Linked DNA regions of Homo sapiens: region 2 is linked to region 1. A link is an interaction called in ENCODE POLR2A ChIA-PET data of the cell type or tissue named here. Cell type or tissue: PC-9. All regions are shown on one strand.

Evidence for each region. ChIA-PET counts read pairs that join two places held together with the same protein. Peaks named below come from ENCODE experiments on the same cell type or tissue, not always from the same donor. Only the 100,000 strongest peaks of a DNase experiment are listed, where the experiment ranks them.
Region 2: POLR2A ChIA-PET joins it to region 1 with 5 read pairs; 2 of 35 experiments call an interaction of 5 or more read pairs at or near these places.

What each region holds. Positions count from the first base shown.
Region 1 is chr7:128,176,039-128,178,538 of GRCh38, reverse strand. No RefSeq gene overlaps it. Among named protein-coding and RNA genes, the nearest start is that of MIR129-1, 31 kb to the left of the region's middle. In PC-9, no CTCF peak of the experiment used is centred here; a DNase peak (open chromatin) is centred at 1,558.
Region 2 is chr7:128,236,237-128,238,736 of GRCh38, reverse strand. No RefSeq gene overlaps it. Among named protein-coding and RNA genes, the nearest start is that of LEP, 3.8 kb to the left of the region's middle. RefSeq lists a promoter at 1-381 and an enhancer at 1,503-1,642. In PC-9, no CTCF peak of the experiment used is centred here; a DNase peak (open chromatin) is centred at 1,536; H3K27ac peaks cover 1,126 bases.

The DNA.
Region 1 (2,500 bases):
TTAGTTTGCCTAATCCCCAAACTTGAGGGAAACCACCCACCTTCATTCTGCTCACCTCCTGAGCCTCTGTAGCTGGAAAAAATACAATGCAATGCAGGCTGCTGGGGCCACTGCAGACAGGGGCCCCATCTCCCACCTCTGTCCCACTCCGCAGAGGCCCAGCCACCGACTCAGGCCGCCCAGCCCAGCATTTCCTCCCAGCTGTCAGCAGACGCCTTTGTGCCTTGTCAGAGAACACTGATGGGAACAACGTCCATCTCCCTCTGCTTTCCAAGATTCATTCCTCTATGTGCTCTGAATCCCATCTACTCCCAGCGCCTGGAGATGCAGCTCTGTAGTTACCTTCTCTCCCTCTGCATCTTTAACCACTTAACTTTTTCCTCTTAGCTCAGAAACTGGCTAATGGCCTCATTATCAAACCCCATTGCTAGTCCCCATCTCCTGCTTACATTCTCTGCAGCACTTTACTCCACAGTCATGCTCTTCCTCCTGAATGTGTTTTTGTTTCCAGGAGTTCTGTTTCCTCTTCTGATCCGTTCTTTCAAGTTTTGTCTTCGCTGGCTCCTTCCCACTCTCCAACCTCCCTCCCCACTTCTCCTTTTCTTCTTCCTCCAATCCACCTTTGAATAATGTGGTCCCAGTGTCTGTTCTCCTCTCCCTTTCCCACCCTAAGTTACTCCACTCACTCCTATGGCTTCAGCAGCCCCCTGGATGCTGCTGACACCCTGATCTACTTCCAGCCTCGGCTTCTCAGCTCCAGTCCTGAATTCACAATTTCCTGCTCCACCTGTCCAGGCTCGCTCTGCCTCCAGAGTTCTGTTTTTTGTTTGTTTGTTTGTTTGTTTGTTTGTTTGAGATGGAGTTTCACTCTGTCGCCCAGGCTGGAGTGCAGTGGCGCAATCTTGGCTCACTGCAACCTCCGCCTCCTGGGTTCAAGCAATTCTCCTGCCTCAGCCTCCTGAGTTGCTGGGATTACAGGCAAGCGCCACCACGCCCAGCTAATTTTTGTATTTTTAGTAGAGATGGGGTTTCACCATGTTGGCCAGGCTGGTCTTGAACTCCTAACCTCGTGATCCACTCGCCTTGGCCTCCCAAAGTGCTGGGATTACATGCATGAGCCACTGTGCCCGGCGCTCCAGAGTTCTTTATCTCACTGAATGGTGCCACCTCCACGAAGTTGCCTGAACTACACATCTGGGAGTCATGCTCATCCTCACTCCTTCTCACCCTGTATGCAATCTGCCTAAATCCTGTGGACCTAGATCCTCTCTCAGAACCATCTCCTGAACCTGGCCCTCCTCTCCACCCCCTCTGCCATCCTCCTCATCAAGAGGCCTCTGGATTCTTTTTTTGTTTCGTTTATTTTTTCTTTTTTTTTGTAGAGATGGAGTCGCACTATGTTTCTCAGGCTGGTCTTGAACTCTTGGCCTCAAGCAATCCTCCCTGCTAGGCCTCCCAAAGCACTGAGATTACAGGTGTGAGCCACCACACACCCAGCCAGCCTCTGGATTCTTTCTGAGTCCCAACTACTGTTGTCGATGACCACCAGGTTTTCTCTATTCCAGTTCTTCCACTTTCTCTTCTAGAGTTCTCTACCACAAAGGCCAGTCTGACTCATAACATTCTTCTCCTTCTTATCTAAAGTCTCCAGAGGCACCTCATTGTCCACAGCGAATGCCAAGGCTCCTCTGAAGGACACGGGCGCCCTTCATCATCCTGTACTGCTCACCTCTCCTGCAGCTGTCCTGAGCATCTGTTACCTCTGAACATCCCAGGCCCTGCGAGACGATTCCTTTGCTTCCTAGGCAGTGAAGGGCACATTCCTGTGCTCTCTCGCACAGTGTGCTCTGCAAGCTTCCATAGGTGCTGGTATTACCCTTGTGTTATAACCAAGAGCTGTGTGCCTGCCTCACCCCTGGCTTTGTTCCTTTTTGAATACGCAGCACCCGGCGTGTGCTAGCACAGTGATACACAGTGTAGTCAGTGATTGTCAGTAAAATGACTGCATAAATGAATGAGCAGAGGGATTGGCTTGAACATTACACCCTTATTTGCCTCATCATCATATCATTCCCTAGGCCACATTTTAACAGGTATACAAATCACCTGGGAATCTTGTTAAAATGCAGATTCTAGACCAGCCTGGCCAACATGGTGAAACCCCGTCTCTACTAAAAATATAAAAATTAGCTGGGCATGGTGGTGCATGTCTGTAATCCCAGCTACTCGGGAGGCTGAGGCAGGAGAATCTCTTGAACCTGGGAGGCGGAGGTTGTAGTGAGCTGAGATTGTGCCACTGCACTTCAGCCTGGGTGACAAGAGCGAAACTCCATCTCGAAAAAAGAAAAAGAAGGAAAAAAAAAAAGAAAGAGAAAGAAAGAAAATGCAGATTCTGATTCAATGGGTCCAGGGTGCAGCCTGAGATTCTGCATTTCTAATAAGCTCTTGGGTGACCTGGTTGCTGCTGGTCTGCTGACCACACTCAGAGGAGCAAGGCCCC
Region 2 (2,500 bases), 60 kb before region 1:
GATCAGCGCAACCCTGTCGCAAAACAAAACAAAAGAAGAATAGTTCTCATGGGAAAATTACAGGAAATTTGCATTTCTGTGTCTATAAAGTTTTGAATTCTGTCAACAAAAAATTGTGTAAATTGTTTATTCTTGTTGTATAAGTACCCATGTAATATCCTCAATTTTGCCTTGGCTTAGAAAGCCTAAAATGTTTTCTACCTGGCCCTTTAGAGAAAGTTCCCAGCCCTTGAACCAGGGAACACACATACATTGCACATTGATTCCTCCAGGCCTTTTTTCTTTCCAGTCCGTCTGTGGGGATGCCCAACTGTGCATCCATCGCTTCTCCCGGAAGAATCTCCCCATTCCACTAGGGCCTCTCCATCCTTAAAGAAGCTTTTCCTAGTTCCCCTTGCAGCTAATTCCTGTCTCTCAGTCTGGGTTGGGTGCCCCTTTCCATCTCCTCCCTTAGGTTTTAAGAGGACAGGGATTGGGCCATCAACTGTTTCAGTCCCGGTACTTTTCCAGTGCCAAGAACACATGGGTGCCCAGGGAAAATTTGCTGAATTGAACCCCAGGAACAACACACACCATAGAGATGATTTTTGTTATGTGTTATATTCATGTACCACTATACAGGGATTCCTCTAGACGCAAGGCCACTGGGAAGGTAAATGTTTAAAACTTGGGAAAACACACCTGCAGTGATGATGCGGAGGGAACAGGAAAAGCCAGGATCACACAGGTCCTGGAGACCACAGTCACATTGCATTCGAGGCTTCCTAATGGAAACATGTTTCCCAGAGAATGTGCATTCTTTGAGTTGGTAGGAGTCTATTTGGTCATTGCTATGCTCCTAGCTCATAGCCTGGTGTCTAGCTCAAAGTTTTTTAAATGAAAAATTTAAACATACAGAAAAGTGTGCAATACTATAGTGAACTACAATATACCCATCACCTAGATTTAATAATTATTATTTTCCATATTTGCTTCATTAATTATTTTGGCAAAAACATTTTAAAGTGTATTGCACACATCATGACATTTTATCCCTACTTTGGTGCTTCCCAAAAAATAAGGAAGAATTTCTGTGTAACTGCAAGACCATTATCACACAATAATAATTCCCTAACATCGTGAAAGCTAGTCTATACAAAATTTCCCCAAATATCTCCCTCTTCCACTATAGACCTCCTTAAACAAAATAATGAAAAATGAATAAACCACAAATTTTAGTGGATGTTTTCATACCTCCATCAGGACATCAGTGGCAGTATTTGGGAAGTTTTAAAAGGTGGTCTTTATAGCATCTCTTCCTCCAGTCAACAAACACACAGTCTTATATGTTTGTGAGATACATAACACACTATGCCTAAAACTTAGTGGCTTAACCCAAGACTATTTATTTAGCTCATAATTCTGTGGGTCCAGCAATATGGCCTGACTCATGCCTGTGGTGGCTGGCTGGCTATCAGCTAAGATGATGAGGGTAACTGGTCTAGCCTGGGCTTGTTTACATGGTGACAGCTGCTGGATTCCCTAGAGCAGCAAAAGATGGCAAACCCCAATGAGCAAGCACTTTTCAAGTCTCTGCTAACATCCTGTTTCCTGTTGACCAAAGCAAGTCACATGGTCAAACCCAGAGTAACTGGGAGATTACCCAACCCAGCAATAGAGGGAGGCACCACTAGATTGGGACCTTACTGTAATCAGCCCATCACGGGAAAGGGTGTCACACTGAACTTATGACAAGCTTAGCCAGCAGCAAGTATCAGCACAGGCAGCTAAGTGGCTACACAGAGAAAAGGGCAACTCAACAAGGGCAGGAAAGGATACAGAGAGGCCAAGTCAGCCAGAATGGAGCTTTGAGGAGTGAGAGAGAAAATCCTTGCAAAGAAAGGTAACAAGCAGCTGGGTTTTGAAAGGCCTTCGCAGACAGTGGGAGCCATTAAAGTCACCAGAGGAGATTCACGTGGTCGAGTCACCACTTTGGAAGATTCAACTGGCAGAGACATATAGGAAGGATTGCAAGGAATAAAACAAGGATTGCAAGAAATACAGGAAGGATTGCAAGAAATAAAAATCAAGGTGACAAATTATTAAAACTTACTTATTTGCCCATTTTTTCATGCATTCATTCATTGAACCAAGAGGCATACATTGAAGGCATACTGTGCACTGGGTACTATGCTAGATCCTAGAGATTCCAAAATGAGAAAGGTACAGCCCTGGAGCTCAGCAGTGACTCAGGAGCATGAGTGAGGGGTAGTGGGGAGACAGAAAAGACAGATTCAAAATAAATTTTGAAGAAAAGAACACCAACCCTCTTTGCCCTAGGGAAAAAGTGATCATATTTCCATACACTTTCCCATCTACAGCTCAATGCTGCTCGTAGAGACACAGAAGGAGTGGGTGAGACTAAGATGCTTCATGTGGACATGGTTGCTGAGGACACCCAGCTGCTGGTATTCAGCAGTTAACTGGGGCTACAGTCCAGGTAAGGGACCAAGGATAGAGA